Linked DNA regions of Homo sapiens: all the other regions are linked to region 3. Evidence: read pairs that join two places in POLR2A ChIA-PET (ENCODE). Cell type or tissue: CD4-positive, alpha-beta T cell. All regions are shown on one strand. Each heading gives the region's core, and the rest is flanking DNA. Links, peaks and the distances in the headings are about the cores only.

The links. ChIA-PET counts read pairs that join two places held together with the same protein. Peaks named below come from ENCODE experiments on the same cell type or tissue, not always from the same donor. Only the 100,000 strongest peaks of a DNase experiment are listed, where the experiment ranks them.
Region 1: POLR2A ChIA-PET joins it to region 3 with 21 read pairs; 12 of 35 experiments call an interaction of 5 or more read pairs at or near these places.
Region 2: POLR2A ChIA-PET joins it to region 3 with 18 read pairs; 13 of 35 experiments call an interaction of 5 or more read pairs at or near these places.

The regions. Positions count from the first base shown.
Region 1 is chr1:66,333,731-66,338,730 of GRCh38, reverse strand. All of the region lies in intron 8 of PDE4B (phosphodiesterase 4B), which reads right to left. Among named protein-coding and RNA genes, the nearest start is that of SGIP1, 200 kb to the left of the region's middle. RefSeq lists enhancers at 1,636-1,685, 1,746-1,795. In CD4-positive, alpha-beta T cell, for the core only: no CTCF peak of the experiment used is centred there; DNase peaks (open chromatin) are centred at 1,940, 2,500, 4,200, 4,720 and 1 weaker place; H3K4me3 peaks cover 3,578 bases; H3K27ac peaks cover 4,636 bases.
Region 2 is chr1:66,240,115-66,245,114 of GRCh38, reverse strand. All of the region lies in intron 3 of PDE4B (phosphodiesterase 4B), which reads right to left. Among named protein-coding and RNA genes, the nearest start is that of PDE4B-AS1, 190 kb to the right of the region's middle. In CD4-positive, alpha-beta T cell, for the core only: CTCF peaks have their summits at 2,064 and 2,272 (motif pointing right); a DNase peak (open chromatin) is centred at 2,264; H3K27ac peaks cover 268 bases.
Region 3 is chr1:66,443,047-66,449,346 of GRCh38, reverse strand. No RefSeq gene overlaps it. Among named protein-coding and RNA genes, the nearest start is that of SGIP1, 88 kb to the left of the region's middle. RefSeq lists enhancers at 2,657-2,706, 2,717-2,766. In CD4-positive, alpha-beta T cell, for the core only: CTCF peaks have their summits at 2,733 (motif pointing right), 3,680 and 3,883; DNase peaks (open chromatin) are centred at 2,766 and 3,706; H3K4me3 peaks cover 619 bases; H3K27ac peaks cover 1,279 bases.

The sequences.
Region 1 (5,000 bases), core at 1-5,000, 110 kb after region 3:
AGCTTATCTCTATTTCCCTTTTTATTTTGAGAAGCAGGGAAAAAGGGAATTTGGGGTTAGTCTACAGTGCTTTGAACAGACCTTTACTATCTTATCTTAGGCTATGTTGGAGAATTTTAAGAAACAGATAGTGAAGTGAGCAAATTGATCTGAAATAGGCAATGGATTAGTTTAATACTATTATTTGCATTTTTATGAGCACTTTATAACCATTTTCTATAATTGCGATTGCTCTTTCCCCTTACACTGCTTCCCAGGCAAGAAGACTGAGCTTAGGGCAATTAATGGCCATCCTAGAGGCTGTGAGTATGGTAGCTACAGAATATAAATTTGAACTAGGCCTCACTAATAATGCTTGCCACAGTTGAAAGAACAAGATCACCCACCAACCAATCCAAAATCCCCTTAGAAGAATTATTAAATAACTCTAAACTTTTTTCTTTCTTTATATGCCTCATTGGGATCATTGATGGTAAGTCAGATGGACTGGATATGAATCCTGGCTCTATGATTTACCTTAAGCAAGTTATTTCAACTTTGTATGCCTCACTTTACTCATCTGTAAAGCAGGAATAATAACAGTACCTATTTCAAAGTGTTACTGTGAATATTGATTACAGAATGAGGTAAAGAGCTTAGCACAATGTTTGCATACACCTGTAAAGGTAGTTCTGTTGTTTACTAATATTATTCAATCAATAAACTGAAGAGCTGGGTCTTTTCCAATTATTTTGTTTTATAGAAGAGAATATGGAAAGATTCCAAATAGTTTTATTGTCTATATTACTATACCTAAGTAAAGGCAGGGCTAGAACTCAAACTCATGGCTTATTCCTAGGCTCTTTTCACTTTATTTTGCTCCCTCCATAATTTAGTCTATATAAATCTGAGCAGTAAAGAGAGAAAAGTTGAACCAAAAAAATGTGTGAGTGCCCACCTGGCTACCAGAACTGATTTTAATTCTATTCTGCCCTCTAATCCAGGGTCACCTCTAACATGTGTGGGGCCACACACTGTAAGTCTAAATATACAAAGATATACATTGAGCTATCTCCTTTACCTTGACAGATATCCCTCCATAACAGCCTGGAAGGTCAGGTTGAATTTAGAATTCTTGAACTCCTTGGATATGGGTTGGCCCTCCTCTTTCCCCATGTCCTTCCATCTCCAGGGACCTGTGAGCAGCCGTCGTGAGCCCTGGACCGCAGCCTGCTTACCCAAGTTCCTCCTACACAAGTCTCTTCACACCTCTCATTGCTGCCTCTTGGTTAAACTCCTTAGGCCTAAGGGTGTGTATGCCTGCAGCACATCCCAGGAAGAGGCTTGTGTGGCCGGGAAGTGGGTTCAAAGCCATTTGGACAGAGAATGTGGGGGTCCAGCAGATGCAAAATGTAGTTTAGAGAGGGGAGCAAAGCTGCTCCCTTGGCCCGGCCAACTCCTTACTTCCTTGGGTGGAGGGCAGCAGAAGGAAGGCCAGGCTAAGGCCCTCTGATTACAGCACAGGGCCCAGCAAATGGATGCATCTTATGCTAAGGGCGGCACTGCTGTAATCATATCATTACATTTTAGGCAAAAGTGGCATGAATATTCCTTTCAAGGACTGAGCGCCTGTCTACCCTCTCTCTTACAGAGTTCTAAGATGAATCCATTGGCCAGTAAGATCTATTTCCTGTCAGTTCTGCAGGAGCTGGCATTTTCCATAGTTATTGATTATTTAGTTAAATACAAAATGGTTCACCCCTCATTAGGGCAATCAGCCTGTCATGATCACCATCCAGTGTCATGCAGCCTAATTCCCAGCTGGCTCGGGGCCTGGTAGAATAGTGTGACTTTATCCTGCAAACCCAAGAGCACTGGCAATTAGTTGCCTTTGTGCTCCATGTTTAGTACTGTAGTATGGCTGCACCTGAAGAACTGGAAAAATAAGCCTGCATAGCCAGGAGGACTCACTTCCTCATGATGGTTATCTGTAGCCGACTTCACAATGCCTTAAGAGAAGAAGGACCATCTATCTTCCATTTCTATCTTAGCAAACATTTACTCAAGTGCTAAGTCCTAATGCTTCATTCTAAAAAAAAAGTACTAATACACAGGGCCACTCTTCAACAACAGAATATCCATTTTCACCCAGCAGCACCCAACCTTTGTTCTGCATATAAAACAGCCCCAGAGCCAAACCAATGGAGAATGAAAAGGACAGTGGAGGGCGTTTGTGGGGGAAGTGAAGACAGTGACTAGTTGCTTGAATATAGCTTTTCTGAATACCACAGTATGTTCATCTTTTGAAAAACATTTAGCATTCTGGGTAAGAATGACCCTTTTGACGTTTTTCACCTGAAAATTCTAGGTGAAAGACTAGGTTTCTCAGTACAATGAGGGAAGGAACACCTCCCCATTCCCCGCCAGTCACAATTACGCCTCCCTGGGATTGTTCTGGGTTGGTCCTTCCTCAGCCACTGTTGTTGCAACCCTGTACTTTACTGACTGCGTCTGTCAGGAAGGAGACAGGAAATTGTAGTCACCCTCACAGCAGCTGCGCCATTCCTCCTATCCTCCTCTAATGACGTTGGTTGGCTTTGGTGACACGAGGTCAGGAACTGAGCCACAGTGAAGGTCAGGAAGATAGGTCACTGTTTATGCCGTTGTTGGGCTGGGGACCCTGCTGAGGCTATTTGCTTTCTTCCTTTCTATACTGTTTCTCTTTCCGTTCCTCTTTTTATAATGGAGAGCCAAAGCATCCTGTTTTCAAAACATCTGACTGTTTTGCCACTGAGGAACTCATGCTCTGATGCATTTTGCTGAAGTGTAAGACAATTCTTCTAATTCAGGAGGTGATGAAAATTGAAACACAAAATTAATGAACAATTCTAAGAAGGCAATCTGTTGTTAAGCAAAACGGCTAGCTCTAACATGTCTAATCGAATTTGGGCAGCTGGCAGGAGGTTCACTAGCCATCCTTTTCATCTTAAATAACAATACCATTGCCTTGTAAAACTTCTGCTGAACTTATTCCATCTTCTAGTAATTCTTGGAGGAAAATAATTTACAAGACTAACCTACCTGGCAGCACCATTCTCTAAAATTCTGGAATTCCATCTGGACTGTGGCCAGCATTAAGGGATCAGAGAAATTTGGGCCAAACAGAGGACGATGTTTCTTAGCTAACTCTCTAGGCTATGAAGTACATTTGAGAAAGTCTTTTAGGAGATTTGAATCACTCAGTTTTCTTCAAAATTTAAAGGATTAAGGAAAACAAACAAACTAAAAAAGCACAACCCTACCTAGATGAAGTAAAGATGAAAGATGCTTGCTTTTCCTCCACCAAACACAGTTAACTCTCTACCAGTTGCATGTAGACTGCACTTATGTAATTCCCAAATACCCCTCAGCATAACACAATTTCACCTATCGCTGTTCTTAAGATCAGACATTGCAAACAAAACTTAGTGGCCACGTAGCTGAAACAGAACTAGGAACACAGAGTTTTTGCAAAAATGTAGTGGATACCACTGATAAGTACACTCCCTCTATAACATTTCTTCACATCACTTCCAGATCTGCAACTCAGAGATTTACACTGGCTCCTTAGTTGATAAGGGTAAGCAAAATATGGCCAAATAAGACTACATAGTAAAGGGAGTGATGATCATGATAAAGTTTTAAGATGTCAACTTGGATGGAAATCTCAGATAATTTCAGCAACATTGAAAACTGAATATGGAATATAGTTTTTTTTTGCCATGGATAATTCAGTTCCCAAAGAACTGGTGTAGATCAATTTCTTTCTGGTGGCCACAAAAATGTTTGCATTGCATTATCTCGAACTCCTGGGCTCAAGCAATCCCAAAGTGCTGCCTCGACCTCCCAAAGTGCTGGGATTACAGGCGTGAGCCACCACTCCCTGGCCTCATTGCCTTATATCATATGTGTCATGGTGCATGTTATGCTCAAGCTTAACCTGAGACAATTATCTGAATAATCAATAATTTTTTAAAGGTAGTAAAGTAAAAAGAGATATTTTTAAAAATTAATCTTAGCTGTCAGTTGGGCATCATTCATGCACTAAATAATTGCTTTCCCTGACAACCTTTCCACTGTAGAACTAGAAAATGACTGAGGCTGCATGCTTTTTACTTAAGCTAACTGTGTCAGCATTGAAGGTTAGCCCTTTTGTTAGGGTTAGCTCTATTCAACTTTCATTGCTTCCTGCACACAACACCATAAAGGAGGAGCGGAAGCCTGAGGGATTGGAATCCTCACCCGTGTCTACAGAGTGCCTGGTCTCAGAGCCTTACTAACTACTATGCTGAATAAGATTATTTTTAATAAATTTGCAAGACAGTCAATGTCTAATTCCAGCACTCTAGGCATGAATGGGATTAGAATACTACAGCATATTGACACTCAAAATGAAAATTAATGGCAATTTGTAGTTTCTCAGGGGGTACTCTTTTTCTCTTCTTGGAGTTAATTGCCTGCTTTATCTTGGTGACTCTAGTTAGTATATTTTGGTGACTATTGAAGTTTGCCATGTTCTCTATGGTGAAAGCTGTTGAAAAACTACCCCATAAATGTTGGATCTACATCTTGCATAGCCGTCAATTACCACAAAATACAGGGAACAGAGTGTCTGCTAATGCTCCAAAGTAGGCTCAAGCCTTGTGAAAGTCCTTCTACATGGAGTCCCAGTGTGATTTGGAGAAGTTACACAGCAAAGCCCTCCTCATGGGGAAGCAGTTGGTTGAGTTTTACCCCAGCCTGGAAAATCCCTGAGTTTAACCTTCAATTGAGAACTTCAGAGAAAAGTCAATAAATAGTTAATCCTCAAATGTGTTCTTTTCTTTTTTTTTCCCTTCCAACTTAAACTCTAAACTAAAATTTTAGAAAGGGACTTATTTTTGCCCTTTCATTAACCAATAAACAAAGAGTTCCAAGTAGGAAGAGTCCCCCCTCCCCTCCTTCAGGATCTCCTGAGGACACACTGCTTCCTCTGCGCAGAT
Region 2 (5,000 bases), core at 1-5,000, 200 kb after region 3:
TATTATGAATACCACTGCTGTGTGTATCTGTGCTAAAATCTTAGAGCAGGTGCCAAGTGGGTATGCCCACCGAGCTCTTAGAACTCTTTCCATTCAGGGTTTCCACCAAGGCTCATTCTGCCTTCTTTTTTGCTAAAGGCATTCCTAGTGGGCAGAGGGTAAGTCCACAAAGCATTACCCTTAAAATGAGTGTCATAGGCATTCTGTCCCTAGTATTAGAATCCAAGAAGTTCACTTATGCCAGGTAAACTGGGGTTAGACCCTGACTCCAATGATCTCTCCATGATGCCCCTGTTTGCTTTTGTTTTCTTTCCTTCTTACCCTACTTAAACTCAGGAGAGCTTGCTGGAATTTAAACGAAGCCAGGGAAGAAGTCTCTGATGCAAAGAAGCAGTCTTAGGGAGACAAATGGCCTTTCATATTCCCTGGGGCACTGCTTCAAAGCAACCAACACAGATGTACAACTTTGGAACAAACATGAATCACCAACCAGACACCAGCCCCAGTCACAGCAAAATTAGCGGGCAGACATCACAATACGTCCCACAGATCCAGGGAGTGAGGAGGGGTGTGGGCAAAGGGAAGGCTGAGGACAGGCTTAATAAGCAAAATGAATATACCACACAAACTGAAATACAATTAGGAAGAAAATGGAATCTACAGTAGCAGAAACAAACACATAAATAGGGCCATTATTTGTTTAGGGTAATTTTTGCCTCTGCCTTCATCAGGACACATATTTCACCTTTAGGCTGCTTTATATTTTAAAAAAATCATTATAAAAGAAATATAAGAATATTATATAAAACGTAGACAATAGAGAAAAGAACAACATCATTACTAGCAGTTTATTTTTTTCTCTTCTGAATATTTTTTCTCCTGCAGGTTTGGATCTTGATTTTTTTCACAAGTATTTGTTATGTGCTACAGTTTTCAGAATTAGCATTTTCCATGAGCTGCTTCATTCAGTTGCTGTATCACAATTTTCTCAAGCATTTTCTCTACTTTCACTCTTCATATTTGCAATTCTGAATAATGTTGCAGTTGATAACTTTGAGCTTGTAGCTACTTCAACATTTAAATGAGGTCACACAGAAGTTTCAGATAGATTAAGACAGGAAGTTACTCACAAGTTTCTGAATATTTGATTGTGACTTATACCTGCCTGGAAGGGGTTGCCCATATATACACGGCATTGAAAGTGGCCTTTTCCCTGGGTCCAAAGACCCTGCCAAGCCCTGCTCTCTGATCTTCAAGATTATTTATGTTGCCTGCTCACTTGGATCTGCCTTCTTCTCCCTGCCTCTGCCAATATCCCTGGACTGAATCAATTGCTCATCTGAGACCTAATGTTTTAACAGCCTTCTCTTGCATTGTATCTAGTGTTCTCAGCTCTTCCAGGCAGTGATGGTGGGTGATGGGCTGTATGAGAAGTGGTGCTTCCCATAACTGGAATGTCTTTCCCATTACAGTCTCCATTGAGCTAGTATCTTCAAAATTCAGTTCATGCCATCTCCCAGAGTATGCGCTCTCTGACACTGCAGTCCAGTTTGATTTTGACACATGCTCCTCCTCTGTGCTCTCCTAGATTCCTTTACCATAGTACTTTATCACAGTACTTGCAATTCTGTTTTAATTCTCTATTTATTTACTGCTCCCCAATACATTGTTATCTCCAAGCCAGAAGGGACTCAGTATTACTAAGTATTACTCATTCTTGTATCCCAGGCACCTGGGTCAGAGCCTTGTAAACAGTAGGTCTTCAAAAAATGTGGACAGAACCAACTAAAATATACTATAACTTACTGCGAAATGTTTCTCCAATCCCTCCCCTCTTTCTGCTTCCCTATACCCACCTCAGACCCCACTGCCTTGTGTTTCTGCTGTTTCCTTTAAATGAATCTACAGAGATGTGTCATTAATTTATTTGTTCGGCCTTGTGAGACAGTGATCTAAATAAAATAAGATACATTTTTTAGAAAGCACTGCTATGTTCTCCCTGAGCAAAACAAATCTGCATAGAAATATCACTGGCTTAGCTGTTTGAGATGGTCACATCTTTACACAAACTCGCAGGAGGAGAAAAGCCTTCTTATACCAGCTTGTGTCTGCCATCTTCTCATCTCTTCATTTTTCAATATGAGCAGGAACGTTCTCTGGCCCACAGTTATTCTCCTGGTGGTTTCTATTCCTGGGGAATCCTTGCAAAGCCAGCCCTGAGCTGGTGACACGTGAGCCAGCAGATGGCAGCAGACTGCCACACTGTCCTTAGGCTGCAGGCCCCAGCCTCCAAGCCCAGCAGGTGGGGCTGCTGGCAATTTTGGAGGGAGAAACATAACTGAAGCCTTATTCATAAGCCTGGGAGGAAAAATCAGGGATAAAGAAAAGAGCCACAAGGTGTACCATGAAACCTTTGATTAACCTAAGAGAAGCTCTACTTCCTAGAATTCAAGTTAAGCCAGGTGGTCGCAGAATTGCCTGCAATTGTCCCCAGGGTGGTTGTTTCCTGATCCCCAATTACTTGCACAAACTCCAATTTCTGTAACAAAGACTCATGAAGCAACATCCTAGGAATAATTCATTTCTGAACCAGAGGAGATTTTTCTTTCGCAACTTAGTCATTCTCTAGGTGAACCTCTTTGGCTTATTCTAACAAATAACCCGCTAGAAAGACTGCAAACTCCACAAAAGAGATTCAAATCCACAGGTCCGCAGAATGGTTCACTGCCTTTTGGGAGAGAGCTCTTGCTGTCTCAATTTTGCTTTTCTTTCTTAGAAATTACTCACTGAGTCTCTTTTATATCATTGAATTATAACAACTCTGGCAGGCTAATTCTTTTTGCCTCATTTCAAAGAAGAGAAAATGGAGGATCCAAAATGTGAAGCTTCATTTGAAAAATGTGAAGCTTCATTTGAAAACTGCTAAGGTGTGACCTCTTTTCATTACACCTTACAATCTGTGCCCTGACCCCTCAGATGTCCCCTTAGACTCCTTGATTCCAGAACCGGCCATGCTAGACTATACTCTTGTGTTTACTTATCTCTCTCACTCCACCAGATGGTGACCTCCTTGAAGCAGGAATGAAGCCTTCATTTAGTTTTGTAGTCCCAGGGCCTAGAGCTGAGTATCACACCAAAAGGCACATAACAAATATTTGTTAAATGAATGCAAAGATCTTATAGTTTTTTCTCGCATCTGACAAAAAGCCAGTTTCATTTGGATTAAAACCTCTGGCAGGTGATGACCTCAGTGGAGCTCTTAAAGGGAGTCACTAGGTTCTTCTTTCCGCATTCTCCCTTCAGTATCCCAGGAACTCCGTCCTAGGAGTTTTTGCTTACAGAAAATGTTTCTATAATAAGGTGTATGTTTCTGTATAGAGTGTGTGTGTTGTGGGGGTAGGCATAGTCATGAAAAAATGCTGTGTTTCTTAAAATTTCTATTGGAAAATATTCTCCTCGGTTGTACTCAGAAACTAACTGTATCGGGAGGCTGAGGCAGGAGAATCACTTGCATCTGGAAGGCGGAGATTGCAGTGAGACAAGATGCGCCACTGCACTCCCAGCTGAGCAACAGAGTGAGACTCAGTCTCACAAAAAGAAAAAAAAAGAAAAAGAAATGAATGTCTTCAAATGCTTGTCTATCATTTTAATAAAAACAAATAAATATTTATCCATTTACTTAAGTGATTATATTGGCTATCACTTCAAATGTACTATCTGATCCCTATAGACAGAGAAGTTTAACAGGCACATGTGTTTTTACCCACAATGACAATGACCCATCTTTCTATAATTAGTCACTGCAGGCTGCAGCCAGTCCTAATTTCTAATGAAGGACTAAGCTGTGAAAAACACAGCCAGCCTAATATAGAGCCCACGACCTAGACGAAGGCAGGCAGAACTCCTCTGGCCACAGCTACAGCAGAATATTACAGTTATGCCATAAGAATTCAGTTCCAAAGTCTATGACTTCCCTTCCACAGACTAGGAAGACGAACTCTGATGTTCAGCTCATCTGAAGTCTAGAAGCAGCTTCCATTGCTTTCTCTTCTTCCAGGGCCTTTGAAAATTACATTCATGGCAGTAATCCAAAACTGCTTTCTCCACAGAAAGGCTCAACCAGAGGTAGCACAGGAATGCTGAAGAGCTCTGAGATTCTAGGGATCCGGCTTCTACTTCCAGCTCTGTGGGGGAACTAACTGAAATGAAACAGGGGCTCCCTGTATCCTGCCCCCCACACCTCAGTCTTTTCCCACAGAAATGAAGTTGTGAGGTAGATCCCTGAGGTACAAGATTAGACAACTTGCAGACATTTTGGAGATAGAAAAAATGTTGGTTATCAAGTGTGGTTTTATGTTAATGGTGATGAGCATTCATTTACTCAACAAATATTTAGCAAGCACCCACTATGAAACAAGGCACTGTTCTCCGCCTGAGAATACAGCAGTGTATGGAACAAGGTCCCTGAGGGAAAGATAGACAACAAATAGGAAAGTAAGATAGTTTCAGATAGTGAGAAATACCATGAAGAAAATAAAACATAGTAGTGTGATAGAGACAAAGGGAATAATGTTTCTTTAGTTTGGGTAGTCAGCAGGTCCGCTCTATCCAGCCATGTAGGTTGTCTATTGCACTTCACCGGGAAACACCATCCACCTTTCTCAGGCGGTGTCATTTGAGTTAAGATCAGATACAGGTAGTGGTAAAACTTGTCCTTTAGTTCCTTCCTATCCTCATTTCTATACTTTAAAGAATTGAGTCAGATGATACTTAGGTTTGAATCTTTTTCTTATTTTTAACCCCAGTGCTAAGGGCCATGCCTATCACGTCTGATGAATAAACAAATGAACAAATGAATGGTTTGGGACCAAGGAATTTTTATAAACTCCCCTTGATACCCACCACAGACAGCACAGACGAACTTCAACAAGACTGACTGTGGGTGATACGGTGATACTCAGTCATCTCTTGCCCTGTACCCTAATCAACCCCTAAAAGTT
Region 3 (6,300 bases), core at 525-5,524:
TATTGTAGAAATTTTAGAAAACAAAGAAGAAAGTGTACAAAGCATTCTTGATCCTATGTTCCCAAGTCCATCACTATGGATTGTATATTTTTAAGTTTGTTTTTGCTTCCTCCCAAACACCATTTCATTCAGTTTCATCGTTTAAAAATAGCAGCAACTCTCTTGTGTATTTTCTTTCATTTTATCATTTGATCAGCTCTACTCCTTGTGGGATGTGCTTTAAAAATAGTGAAAATGGCTATTAACCTCAGAATCCTCAGTTTTTTTATCATCGTCATAACCACCATGATCATTTCAGCTCACCATCTCGCCCTACCTTCCTAACTGCTGCTTTGCAAGCCCTCCTCCTGCTTGTGCACCAACTTTTACTCCTGTAACTCCAAATTAGTTGCGTTAGAATTTGCTTCCATCATCTCATCTATGTATCTTGATCATCTGTTTGGATATACTATCCTTTTATATCTCTGGGCTGTGTTATAGGTAATTTATTCAAGTTATATTTTCCAACTCTCTAATAGTCTTTTCATCTTTGTTTAATTTGCTGTTTCATTCAGCCATTGCGATCCGGGTGTGTATTTGAAATCTACGAGTTTTATTTAGTTCTTTCTAAAATCTGCCATATTGGTTTTTAAACTTTTGTATTTATTTTTTGAATGTGTTTTTTTTGTAGAGATGGGGGTCTCACCATGTTGCCTAGGCTGGTCTCAAACTTCTGGGCTCAAGGCCTCCCACCTTGGCCTCCCAGAGTGCTGGAATTACAGACATGAGCCACTGCGCCCAGCCCAGTTTTCACATTCTGTTTTTCTTGCTTTTTTAAAATTTCCTTTTCCATTTCTTTTGACCTTTTACACATGGTTGTTTCTGTTGACAAAAAGCCAAACTCTGTAAAATATTTGAAGAGATTTCTTCTAAGTCAAATGCAAAGACCATGACCCATGATACAGCCTCAGGAGGTCCTGAGAACATGTGCCCAATGTGGTTGGGTTACAGGTTGGTTTTATACATTTTAGGGAGACACAGGACATCAATCAATACATATGAGGTATACATTGCTTTGGTCTGGAAAGGTGAGACAACTTGAAGTGGGGGCTTACAGGTCATAGATGAATTCAAAGATTTTCTGATTGACAATTTGTTGAAAGAGTTAGTTATTATCTAAAGACCTGGAATCAACAGAAAGGAGTGTCTGGGTTAACGTAAGGTGATGTGGAGACCACAGTTCTTATTATGTAGGTGAAGTCTCATAGGCAGCTGCTCTTAGAAGTAATAAATGGCTAATATTCTAATATTTCCTATTCATACCTTTAAAAATGCTAAACTCTCATCTAATCCCTTCAGGGTCAGAAAAATACCTGGAAAGGGAAGGGGATTCTCTGCAGAATGTAAATTTTCCCCACAGGAGACAGCTTTGCAGGGCCATTTCAAAATATGGCAAAGAATTATAATTTGGGGTAAAATACTTTTGTTTCTTTCAGGCCCTGCTATCTGTCATGTGATGCTATGCTTGAGTCAGGTTGGAAGTTGGTATCTTAATGTTACCAGAGTCTGTTTTGTCAGTCTTGAGATCTCTGTTTTAATTTTAATGCTGGACAGTTGTGCCTGAATTCCAAAGAGAGGAGGGTGTAATGAGGCATGTCCAATTCCCCTGCCCTTCGCATCATGGCTGGAACTAGTATTTTATGTTTCTTTGGAATCCCCTTGGCTGACAGGAGGGGTCCATTGAGTTGGTTGGGGGGACTTAGAATTTTATTTTTGGTTTGCATTTCACATTCTTTTTCGGATCACTCCAATATCTGGTCTTTGAAAGTCTAATCTTTCATGTATTATTTCTGCTGTCTCTCATGTGCTCCTTGTGTGTTCTTTGGTTTTGGTTTTTCTGTTTTCGTTATGAGCTATATTTTATGGAATACAATCTGTAAGAATCCAATAACCTATATTGGAGGTGCTGATTGCAGCAATGTAAGTATTTATTTCCAGACAATCCCACCATATAACTCCCTCCTCTGCTCACTTGCTTACTGCTACGGCTGCCTGCTCAGGTTGTAGTTCATTGCTTCTGTTATTATTTACTTAACTCTTAGAGCCTCAGAAGTTTTCCCTCACTTTTTAATAAGTGTAACAATGCATTAAAATTATGTTTATTGTGTGTGTGTGTAATTCATCATTGGATTATAGGTCATTGGATTATAGGTCAGATACTTTTTGAGCCCTGAACATCATAGGCTGTCCTTTTCAAGACATCATATAATGTCCTATTCCATCATAAGAATCTTTCTCCAAAATTCCATGAGAATGACCTGAATCTTGATGTCTCATTCTCCAAGACTCAAGAAAGCACATATATTTGCATTCTCAGACTGATAGCAACTGAATGGTTATCATTCAAGGAGAACTTGTGAAAGCCTCCCCTTCCCCAGAAATGTCCACATCAGGAGCTTGGCGTTTAAGAGGTCTCTATGTTCTGGTATCTGAGCTGTCTGAGGGTCACTTTGGATTACAGATTCAGGAGTGAGAGGGACCTGGTAGTGAAGACCGCAGACTAGAGATGCTTGTAAGAATAACAGGGGGAGAGAGATTTCTGAAATTGGTATATGGATTTTTGTAATTAACATTTGCTATATCCCCAGTGTCTAGTATAAGCTCTGACAAATCAGAGACTTTAGAATAAATCCTTGTCGGTTGAATTAAAAAAATCATGAACCCTTTTTGAGCTTTAGCGACAGTATTGCTTTCTACCACTAGATGGTGGTGTAAAACCACTTTCTCTCTCTCTCAGGCACACAAAATGGCCTTCGTTGTTTTCTGGCCTTCCAAGCAGAAGATTCATCTCCCCAGTCTCAGCTTTTCAAATAATCTCAATCTGGATATCACGCGGCCTTTTCTTTCTGAGAAAAGCTTGAAATCTTTCAGATTCATTCTTGAAAGCTGTGATTTTTCCAGCAACACGTCTACTAATATTTGATTCACACTGGGAAGATTTCTATGGCTGTGACATCCAGAATGCAGATACATCTATGGAGCATGGTTGTTGTTGTTTTGGTCAGAGGTGGCAGTGTAGATTAATTAATGGAAAGAAAAGAAACCAGAAATTGTGAGATTTGGATACCAGACTCAACATCTCTGTGCCTTTCCTCAAATTAAAAATATCCAACTTGGCCGGTGATTTTCAAATTGTTCTCTTGTTCCACAATGACCTAAGGAAACTTCAGAGACAAGTCCAGCTGACAAGGTGTGTGCATGTGTGTGCGTGCATTTGCACATGTGTGTGCACATGTGTGTTTGGTGATTGGAGCAAGTATGAAAGGTTCAGTTATGTTGATGCCCCTCCTAGCCCTCACATTTGTGGTTCTAAGTTCTTTCGTTTTCATGATTGAATTTTTCACCCTGGTCTACTTGAGTGCATACTAAGAGATGTGGGGCTCTGGACCAGCCTGAAAGGAGACCCCTGCAGTCTCTGTTCATCTCCAGCACCCTCCTCTTCTCTCTCCTGGTTCTGTCTTTCTACTGTCTTGCTGAGCTCTTGCTGCCTGGCTCAAATAACTCAACACAGCAACAAGAGGTATTTGGAGAAGGGTTGGAGAGACAGAGTTTTCATGGCAGTGCAATTAATTGAAAAAGAAAAGAGCCAGTTCTTATAATGAGCCTGAGTAAGTACATAAACAGAAACTGAATGTCAAGACTCTCAAACAGGAAAGCGTCACCCCAGCAGGCTGTGCACAGAGGCAGGAACAAAGCCCACAGAGGCAGGAACAAAGCCCACAGAGGAAGAAACAAAGCACATAGAGAAGAGGGTCGCAAAGATGGACAGGTGGGACCATGAAGTTAAACAGCTCCACGAGCATGCTTTGAGTGTCTACTATGTGCTGGGCTCTAAGGATATGGAAACAAATGTAAGGAAATCTTAGGAATTGGGAGAGAGGTTCCAAACTAGAGAGCTACCAGGCCCTATTTAAGTGCTTTGACAGTAGGAGGGACAGAGTGCCAGGAAAATTCAGAGAAAAGGTACCAAATTTAGTGTTGGTGGGTTTGGGAGACTCCCTGAAGGAACTAATGCACAGAAAAAAAAAGGAAAGGAAAAGAAAGGAAAGGAAAGGAAAGGAAAGGAAAGGAAAGGAAAGGAAAGGAAAGGAAAGGAAAGGAAAGGAAAGGGAGGGGAGGGGAGGGGAGGGGAGGGGAGGGGAGGGGAGGGGAGGGGAGGGAAGGGGAGGAGAGGGGAGGGAAGGGAGAAGGGTGGGAGGGAGGGAGAAATAAAGAGAGAAAGAAGAAAAGTTTGTATGAGCTTAAAATTGTCTCTCTAATCCTTCTCCAAATACCTCTTTCCTGATGCTGACGTGTTGACTTATTTGGGCCAGGCAGCCAGAGCTCAGGGTGACATTAGAAAGACAGCACCACGGGAGGGAATAGGAAGGTGGTGGGGGTGAGCAGAGACCTGCATTCATTCTTAGCTAAAGGGTTATCTCTTTTCAGGAGAAATTTTTATCAGACTTCTTTAATATATATTTGGTAGTTGGTTTTATACAATTATGTAGTATTAATAGCTACTCTTCGTTAAGTTCTAAGCATAGTTCTAGGCAATTTACATACAATTCCACATTTAATCCTCACAACAATCCCTTGAGCTAGGCAGTAGTATCAAGATCTTTATGTTGAAAACTGTTTTATGGAAAATTTTAAGCTCACACCAACTTTCTTTCCTTCCTTCCTTCCTTCTTTCCTTCCTTCCTTCCTTCTTTCCTTCCTTCCTTCCTTCTTTCTTCCTTTCCTTTCTTTCTCTCTCTCTCTCTTTCTTTCATCTCCATTTTACCCATCACCCAGTATGAAGAGTTATCAACTTGGAGCCAATTGTGTTTCATCTAGGCCCCCCACACTTTCAGATGTCAGTAGTATGTTAAAGCAAATTCCAGATGTCTTGTCATTTTATCTGTACATCACTCAATATGTTAATCTAAAATATAAGGATACTTCGAAAAATGTGAACACGAGTCTACTTTCAGGGAAGGTGGAGTAGCAGGGATTGAATTTATCCTCCTGCCTGAAACAACAACAATAACAACAAAAGAAAAAAAAATACGTGAAAGAGTTTTTGAAGTTTCTAGACATCAGGCAATGAGGGACAGTGACACCTGAAGCAAGCAAGTTGAAGCCATTGCCAGAGCTTATTGCCTTGAGGAAGTCCAGGTGTGACCAGGGAGGAGGAACACAAGAGGAGCCTGATGGACTTCCAGAGCAGGGCTTTGTGAAAATTAATAATTTGATTATAGAATTCAAATGGAAGTGCAAATGACTTGGAATAGCCAAAACAACTTTGAAAAAGAAGAGCAAACTTGAGCCTGGGAGGTCAAGGCTGCAGTGAGCCATGATCATGTTACTTCACTCCAGTCTGGGCAATAGAGGGAGGCCCTGTCTCAAAAATAAACAAAATTAGAAGAGCAAAGTTGGAGGAGTAGCCTTACATGATTTCAAGACATTATACAGCAAAGACATGGAACCAATGCAAAAGCCCATGAATAGTAGACTAGATAAAGAAAATGTGCTACGTACACACCATGGAATACTATGCAGACATAAGAAGAATGAGATCATGTCCTTTGCAGGAACATGGATGGAGCTGGAAGTCATCAACCTTAGCAAACTAACTCAGGAACAGAAAACCAAATACCTCATGTTCTCACTTATAAGTGGGAGCTAAATGAGGAGAGCGCATGGACACATAGAGGGGAACAATACACACTGGAGCCTACCTAAGGGTAGAAAGTGGGGCAAGGGAGAGGAGCAGGAAAAACAACTAATGGGTATTAGACTTAACACCTGGGTGGTGAAATAATCTATACAACAAACCCCTCTGACATGAGTGTACCTATGTAACAAACTTCCACATGTATCCCTGAACTTAAAAGTTAAAAAAATGACTTATAAAGTTACAGTCATCAAAACAGTATATGGTATTGGTGTTAAGATAGGCAAGTAAATCAGTGGATCAGAATAGAGGGTCCAGAAATAAACTACACACACACACACACACACACACACACACACACACACACACACACACATATATATATATAGAGAGAGAGACAACTGATTTCTAGTGAAGGTACAAAGGAAATTCTATGGAGAAAGGATGATCTTTTCAGCAAATAGTGCTGGAAAAAATGAATAGTTGTATGCAAAAAATGAAGCTTGATTCATAATTTGTACAATAAACAAAAATGAATTTAAATTTAAAACCTAAAGCTGTGAAACCTCTAGAACATAGGAAACTTTTGTGACTTTGGGTTAGGCAAAACCTTCTTAGATATG